Linked DNA regions of Homo sapiens: region 2 is linked to region 1. A link is an interaction called in ENCODE POLR2A ChIA-PET data of the cell type or tissue named here. Cell type or tissue: MCF 10A. All regions are shown on one strand. Links, peaks and the distances in the headings refer to the core of each region. The heading gives the core; the rest is flanking DNA.

Region 1 (4,394 bases), core at 173-4,172:
GTGTCATGGGTTTAGTAGCGTGTGTGTGTGTGTGAGAGAGACAGAGACAGAGACCTAGCTGTTAAAACTCACAATTAAATTGTTTTATTATTTTCAGCATTTACATTTCTGTTGTCTAACACCTTCTACAAGAATATAAACCCCACAAAGGGAGAAACCTGGTCTTCCTTGTTCACAGCATGACTGTATTCTCAGTAGCTGAAACCATGCTAGGCATAAATTAGTCACTTAATAATTTTTTTAAATGTATACTGTATTTATCTGGAAATTTTTAGCAAAGAAAAGCTGACATGTTGCTAATGGATCAGGTTACCTACATTTCTTGGGGTGGCCCTCTTTTTCTAGTCCCGTTGCAGCTTCCAGGCAACTAGGTTTTCTGAGTTCATGCTTTTTTTTTTTCTTTCAATCCCTTTGGCCCTGGATGCTGCGACATCGGGTTGCAAATGAGTTTTTCTCTGGCATGGATTCAGCTGTAAACTGCTTCTGTTACAGGTTAATAAAACCTAGGAAATTACCTCCGAACAGCCAGAAATACATTGTGGAAAAATGAGGAGGCAGTTGAGAAATAAGGATTTGAGTTTTCAACATTTATGTTGGCTTTCACTCCTAATAAATATTTAAGTTAAATTGAATTTTACTTAACTTGATGACTATTTAACTTTAATAGTCATTGTTTATAACAGTATTTTCAGCAAATGTTTAGTGAAGACTCTTTGGCTCTTAACCAAAATGCATTATCAGAAAACACCTTTCTCTTTCTACTATAAATTTATAACTGGAAGTTTAGTCATGTAATTGTTGTATGAAGCCAATTTCAGTTGTTTTTCTTTGTAGAAAAACAGATGGAAAAGAACTCCTTTGCATTTGGAATTTACGTGGTATGATTTACTTCATAGGATAAGTTGGAAATCACAGTAGGCAAAATGGTGCCCTTTTTCCAAGATTTCCATGCCCTAATCTTCAGAACCTGTGACTATGTTACTTTCCTTGGCAAAGAATTAAGATGGCAGATGAAATTAAGGTTGTTCATCTACTCAATTTAAAATAGGAAGATTATCCTGGATTATTCAGGCAGGTCCAATCTAACGACAAAGGTTTTTAAAAATGGAGGAGAGGGCAGAAGATGATCACAGAGAGATGTGATGTGAAAAAGACTCAACTCACCATTGCTGGTTTGAAGATGGAGGAAGGGGCCATGAGCCCAGGAATCCAGGTAGACTCCAGAAGCTGAAAAAGGCAAGAAATGGGTTCTCCTGAGAGGCTTCAAAGGAATGTAGTCCTGCTGACACTTTGATTTTAGTGAGACCCATGTTAAAATTCTGACCTTCAGAACTCTAAGATGATAAATCTGTTGTTTGAAGACACCAAGTTTTTGGTAATTCGCTACATCAGCCATAAAAAAACTCCTGCAGGAAGTTAACTGCATTCTCCCCCTAGAGGGGTAGCCATAGTATCTCTCTTCCATACTAGATATCTTTATTTTTGCATGAAATTTCAATCCAGCAAACATGAGCACAGAGTCACTTGGGTACACTTTTAAGTTTCCATTAAGTCATTTATTTTACAAGTATATAGTACATTCCAAGTATTCCCATCAAAATGGGAGGTGCCCATAAATCAAAGTAGATTTAATCTTTCAATTCCCAGCTCTTTTGCAAGAAGCAAAGAAGAGAAAAAAATGCAAGCACCTAACATTGTGTTGAATATGGAAAGAATATAGAAGTGCAGCTCTTCACTTTTTCCACCCAGCAGAGGTGGTGAACTGCAGTACCAGGGTTAATACCCATGAATAAGATTAGACCTGAATTGTGAGGGAAATAGTAGATGCCTAGAACAGTATGTTATTTTGAAATTACATTTTCCTACTTCTTGCTTTCCTGCTTCCATGGTGTGAAGGGAGCTTGTGCTTCTTGACGTGTTCCAGCTAGCTGAGACGCTCCGAGTGCGCCAAATGACTCAGTCTCTGGACTACTACCAATGTTTTTTAGGATTGAATCCTGCTCTTATTTTCTAAGGAACAATGTTTAACTGGTCTCTGTGGCATGGTGTCAACTGACATCACCCTTTAATTGCAGATATGTCACATTAGACTATCCCCAGTATTGAGGGAAAGATCTCAAGTCAAGTTAAACATTATGATGGAGGCTGTGGGTGCATTTTTTCACACTCCTGGTCAAGGGGAGGGCCCATGTCATGAGGATAGGTATATTTTGAGCCCTCTCAATATGACCCCAAAAATGCTAATGCAAGTCCAGTTTATCAAACAGCTATATAGCAAGCCAGTATGAAAATCCCTCTGGAGGGTACATCATTTTGCATTCATCTATTTTAAGTAACTCTTGTGAATCAGATAGTGCTCAAAACATATCAAGCTCAGTTCACACCAAAAAGTGGTTTTTTGAAATTTCTCTTTGTGATTATGAATGTATGTGCAATGAATTATGAGACTCAAAATAAGTATTCCCATATGATTGCTTAGGGATTTTGAAATTTAATATCTACATGAAAGATGATGAAGTCATCTGCCCAGTGGCCTCTGAGTGAGCAAGGTCCTGTGAAAAAGATCCTGCTCAAACTTGTTTTTAGTACCAGGAGACTAGAAGTGAATACAGGGAGAGCTGACCTTTGTACGGGTCCTTTATAGAACTGTTGTTCATCCAGATCTGATCTCGCACAAAGTCACTGGTTGGCCCCAGATAAGACATTCAACCTCTCTTTTGCATGAAGAACAACACCTGACTTTATTATCTTAAAATAACGAGAGTTGGTGATCTCTCACACTTGTGAGAACTGAGAGAGGGGATCTGCTTAAGGACCCCCAGGGAGGTCTTAGGAGGCTCTCCACTTCCTGGAGAATGAAGGTAACAAACCTGTAGGAGCCTTGAAGGAGGTGTGGAGACAAAAACACATCAACAGAAGACTTATCACAATGCTATTGGGAGTCTTTGGATTTTCCTTAAAAGAGAATTTAGTTCTCTGGCTGAGGGGTACAGATCTTCCCCCTTTATGGGCAGATATATAGAAGAATGTAGCACAGAAGCCAGCTCTAAGTAGAAAGCAAAGACGGGAAAACCAAGAAAGCAGAGTTTATGAGCTAGACATGGCATTGGGGGTATGGTGAGAATCAGATAGCAAGATGGCAGACCAGGAAGTGTCCATTTCAAGAAGGTTTTCCAAGGCATTCACAATGCGCACTGGACTAATTTCATACAGACTCTTTACTGTGGGGTTTCTTTTCTCAGTTGTATTCTGATGCCCATGTGTTAGGTCTTTGAGTTTTATGGGTATGGTCTTCTGTTCCTCGTATTTGACTGGTGAGCTCTGATCACCTGTGTTGTCTGCCCCATTGCAGCTCTGCAATGAAGGAGGGAGGGAGCCAGGGATAGCATGGGTATGAAGGAGCAGGGGACAATTGCTTGGATGACAACTGCAGAAGGAATGCAAGTAGAGCAAGGGTCACATAAAGCCTTTGTGATGGCCCCTTCAAAACCAGCTAATGTCAACTTTGTCAGTGCCACCCACTTAGACTAGGGACACTCCTCATAATCAGGATATCATTTAAATACATTGGACATCATGTGCTGAGAAGCTTGTCATTCGCTGTCTCCATCAGAAAAATCATTGTCCTTTCCAACATAATAATACTTGATTTCAGGCAAAATACTAGGTACTTTCCATGTACTATTTAATATTTCCCTGACATGCTCTTTCAAAGAAGCTCAGTAAACAACCCAGTAATTTGGCCAATGCTCTCCTGGATGATCTGGCTTTGTGTCTGTTTACAAAGATACTGGATAAGGCTAATATGTACATTGTTTAAACTAAGGTCAGATTTGCAAAGGACCTTGATATTCTAATGCTTGTGTTCTATATTTTTGTCACTCAAGATGACTTCATATTCTAAGGCTAAAAGGAGGTATCAAGCCTGACAGGATGATCTCTGTAGAGTTCAAATAAATTGGTGAAAGAAAAAATAATTGTGATCCTCTCTGATTTAGCTGTGTTTAGTTTCATATAACCTTGCTATCTCCCTTAAGCTTAGGCATGTTCCAGAACAGTTTTCAAAGCATGGTTTTTGTCAGCCTTACCAGGTCGAGGTCTTTGAGTGTGAGACTCTGTAAATCTAAACTTTTAACAAACACTCCCAGGAACACCTACTCACAGAAAAGTTTTAAAATCACTGTTCAGGAGGATAACATCTTAAACTGCAGAACAAAGGGTCTCTTCCTCCTGCTTTCCCTCCTTCCCTCCTTCTCTCCCTCCCTCCTTCTCTCCCTCCCTCCCTCCTTTTCTCCTTCCTTTCCTCCCTCTTTCTCTTTCCCTCTCCTCTCCTTTTTCCTGTACCATGCCTTTTTTTTCTTTTAAGTTTTAATCACTTCTTCTTTTCTCCCATA
Region 2 (4,394 bases), core at 108-4,107, 140 kb before region 1:
TCAGCTAGTTTTAATTTATTTTTCAGCTCAGTACCAGTGGCAAATGAAATGGATGTGCTTTTTATATGACCTAGCCTCACGGAGCCTGGTCTGTCACCTGCAAATTTGGCATTGTCAGGATTAGAGATTGTGCTTCTGGAGTGTCTCCTATGGTGTGGGCCACAGAGGAGCTCATAAATGATTGGAGCTTTTCTGAATTTCCTGCTCTTTCCCTGAGTTGCTGATAACAGCATTGGAAGGGACAAAGCCCTGTGGCATCTCAGTGGAGACTGTCCCTCCGAACTCCACAGTGACACACCAAATCATTCAAGTCCCCTAATGGACATTTTAAATGGACTCTGCCTAATTGGTAATTGGAGTTATTTTAAACTAAACGACCCCATCTGGAAGTCCTACATACACCTTTCTAATCAATTCTAAAATAATCGCACTTATTTTTTTTTTTTTTCTGAGACAGAGTCTCGCTCTGTTTCCCAGGCTGGAGTGCAGTGGTGTGATCTCGGCTCACTGCCACCTCCGCCTGCCGGGTTCAAGTGATTCTGTTGCCTCAGCCTCCCGAGTAGCTGGGACTACAGGCACCCACCACCATGCCTGACTGTTTTTTTGTTTGTTTGTTTTATATTTTTAGTAGAGATGGGATTTCACCATATTGGTCAGGCTGGAATAACTTCACTTTTTTTTGGTGTAGGCAAAGCTCTCTGTTGGAGAAGACAGATTACTAGATAATTGTGTCACATTTCACACCTGCCCTTGTCTTTGTAAACCTTTGCCCTGTCAAAATACATAGTTGTTGTCCAAAGTTGGGATCTCAGAGACTAATAAAAAATAAATGTAACCTAGAAAAGCTAAGCAGAAGAGCTGTGTGTGTGTATACATAAAAACATAGTTGAGATCAGCTCTTTCCTCCCTGTTTTATCTCTGGTTTAGATCACCAACTTCCCTGCCATTTCCTGACGCCAATTTTGAAGCCAGGGGGCTCAGAGGCATTTTCTTCAACAGAAGAGTTCAGAGTTTCAGTGTCCACCTTTGAGCTGCAACTAGTCCCTCAGTGGTGTAAATATGCATGCTGCTGCAGAATCTCCTGTTCCAGGATCCCACCTCGACCCCTTTCAGAGAAATCTGGGAATGAGAGAAGGAACCGGCCCAGGAGTGATTTATGACCTGCTGTCTGTGTCCTGCCTGAGGAAGCATGGCTCTGGCTGTTTGAAGCAGACCCAGACTGGGATCCTCAGAGATTGGAAGGAGTGATGGGGACCCTTCAGGAAAATGTCACCGACCGTTGACTCTCAGCTCAGCTCGAAGCTGCTGATGAGGGGGTAGGCTTGGTTGCTGTCACAGTGATGTGAGCTCAGGCAGTTGGGGTTGGGGAAGAGGGACCAGCCAGGAGACAAAGCATCTGAGTTCAGCACCCGGGTCCTCCTCTGATTCACCCTCTGACCTCAGCAAAGCCCTTCACTCTCTTCCTTCAACTCATTTTTCAGGCTGCAAATGGACTGAGCTGCGTGAAGCGGTAAAAAACAAACCTGCTTGCATGGAAGGAATGTTCCTAGCCATTTGAGGCTGAATATAGGGTGGGTATAAATAGGGACCAGACTCCCATAGACAGAAGGAAGCTGGCATGCCCGGGCTGCCATGGAGCATTGATGGGTCATGGTGGCAACGTTGGAATATCAGAGACGCTGGAATATCACACTGGAATATTTCGAGGTCAAAACAACAGACACATCAAGGCAGGGTCAGAATGGCACAGTCAACCCCTCCTGCATCTCCAAGCCAGAGGATGCTGTTGTTTTAGGCTGACATTGTTCAGAGCCTTTGGTGGCAGCACAGTGAGGAGGATCACTGGGCAGGGAGACATACCCTGGAGGTGCCTGATGCCAAAATGAGGATGTAAATCCTGCTCTGCCCCAGGTGTAAGACCTTGGGCAAATTAGCTGACCTCTCTGAACCCGTCTTTTTCTTAGTGAGAGGTAGACAGGAATCTTGTGATCATGATGAGCATGTATACCAAGTGTTTGGCATGGTGCCTGCCCCGAGCGAACGCTCAAAAGAGCAGGCTCTGTTAACATGTGCCAGGGACTCTGCCCACACTCTATACACGTCATTTTACAGTATGGGGCCCAGGGCATAGAAGGAACTTGAGAAATAACAATAGTTTCCCCTCTTCTCTCTGCTCTGCTCCTGCCTTAAAGTTGTATTTACCTCGTAACCTGTCCTCTTTCTCTCCTTCTCTCCTAAGTCTTTGCACGATTTTGCTCCCTCTTCCCACTTTCCCTGCCCTCTGCTTTATTTCCTGGCTAATTTTGACTCTTCTTCAGGTCTTGCATTTCCTCTTAAAAGCCTTACTTGTGTTCTCTTTGCCCACTGGCCCCCAAGGCAGGCCAGGTGCCCACTCTGTCTGCTGGTTTGTGTTTGAGTCCTCACAGTGCCCCAGGAGTTCCTACCCACCTGTGAACTGCTTAAAGCCAGGGACACCGCCTCTCATCTCTCCATCTCCTTCACCTGCTACAGAGCTCAGCATACAGTAAGCGCTCCATAAATGTTTCTTCAGTGAACATGATCACACTGTCTGATTCCTGGCTTCTTTTTTTGAGGCTTGAACCTACACAGAATGTCCTGTCAAATGTCCCAGAAAACATGACTTTGAAAGGGACAGGGTGGCTGGCTCCTGTGTTGCAACACAGCACTTCTTACCTTCGCCTCTCACTAGTCTGATTGGCCCATCTTTCAATTACCAGGATGCTTATCTTGCTCACTCATTAGCCTATATCCCTTAGCTGGCATTGAGTGGACAACATGGTTGAGATATGCGAGCTCTGGAACTGAAGTGGGCTGCAGTCAAATCTTGCTGGGATTGGTTTTTGGAGGAAGGGAGGCTTGGGATTAAGTGGCTGAGTGTAAGTGGGGCATCCTATTCCAGCACTGCCTGCTGCTGCTAGAGAGAGCCCTGGTGCAGCTTTGAGTCACAGCTGCTTTTCCCAGGACTTCAAGGCACACAGACACTATTTTGTAAGCTTCAGATAAGAATGCAAGGCCCGCCCTCATTTCCACATACCCAAATCATGCCCATTCTTCCAGGCACAGCTCATATGAGATGTGACGTTGCACCTGAAGCTCAGAGCAGAGTGTCGGGCATCCATTAGTAAAAGTTTGATGCTAATACTAAGCCCCCAGCTCCAGAAGCCCTCCTGCGCTCCTACCTTTCATTCCTGTATCCTCACAGTTGTAGTTCGACCTCTCTTTGGGAGCCTCACAATGTATCCAACAGGTAGAGTATCACCTTGCTGATTGTGTGATCTTAGAAGAGTTCTCGACGTGCTTTTTGAGTCTCATTATCTTCATCTGTATAATGGAATGTCAATTCAGCCTCTTTGGGTTGCAAGTGAACAAAATTTGACCTGAATTTGTTTAAGCAAAAAGGATTCTCATTGGCTTGCATGGCCCAAAATCTAGGGACAGGACTAGTTGGGATCAGGGGTCATATAGTGTCATTGGAACTGGCTTCCTTCCATCTGTGTGGACTCCAGACCAGGGCTCTGCATAAGAGTGTGATAATTGTAGTAGTTCCAGCCTTTAATCCTCCTATGCTGAGTTCATGGGAGTCAGTTGGAGGCCCCAGTAGGGCGCTCAAAGTCGCGGTTTGGGTTGCATGGGTCTAGTTCATTTGACTGCTTATAGGCTCATCCCCGAGCCCACCCCTGTGGCAAAGAGATGAAATATCTAATTGGCTGAGACTTGGACTCAGATATGGTATGGGACAGGGGCCTGGAGAATTCTCTGAGCCTGTCTGAGTGTGATGGAAATGCCATCACCCAGGGCGACACTGAGGAACCCAGCATTAAATGGCAGCATTACTAACAGCCAACTCAGACATGATATTCACCTGGGCCTTGCCCTTAGTTTTAACTTATCAGATTGTCACAGCAACCCTATCAGATATGTGCTGCTGTTATTTACATTTGATGGAGGATGTTACTAAGGTACCCCCTTAGTTTCCCCTTAGGCACTGCCTTAGAGGGCTTTTCCAGGGCCACATAGCAGGTGTAGTACAAGATGTAAATCCAGGCATGGCTGCAAAGTTTGCACACACAACTCCTTTCCTTTATTATGTATTGTAGGAGGGAGCCAGTCAAGAAATGAAAGGTAACAAAACAGATAAGTAACATATAATATATTACGATGTAATGTAATATGATATAGTATAGTATCATATAATATAGTATATTACTATATAATATAGTAACATATATCATATCATATCATATGGTATCATGGCAAACACTGGTAAATGGTCCATCTTTGTATCTATCCCTAAAACATCTGTTGTGAGTGTGTCTTAGGGAGCTGTTGAGTGAGTGTTGACCAGCTGACCAAGTGACTCATTTTATGGGCAC

The links. ChIA-PET counts read pairs that join two places held together with the same protein. Peaks named below come from ENCODE experiments on the same cell type or tissue, not always from the same donor. Only the 100,000 strongest peaks of a DNase experiment are listed, where the experiment ranks them.
Region 2: POLR2A ChIA-PET joins it to region 1 with 6 read pairs; 3 of 35 experiments call an interaction of 5 or more read pairs at or near these places.

What each region holds. Positions count from the first base shown.
Region 1 is chr16:79,750,050-79,754,443 of GRCh38, forward strand. It overlaps MAFTRR (MAF transcriptional regulator RNA), which reads right to left. Exons shown (of 6, transcript NR_104663.1): 4 at 1,165-1,227. Among named protein-coding and RNA genes, the nearest start is that of LINC01229, 18 kb to the right of the region's middle. In MCF 10A, for the core only: no CTCF peak of the experiment used is centred there; a DNase peak (open chromatin) is centred at 1,952.
Region 2 is chr16:79,607,998-79,612,391 of GRCh38, forward strand. No RefSeq gene overlaps it. Among named protein-coding and RNA genes, the nearest start is that of MAF, 9.5 kb to the left of the region's middle. In MCF 10A, for the core only: no CTCF peak of the experiment used is centred there; DNase peaks (open chromatin) are centred at 2,054 and 3,024.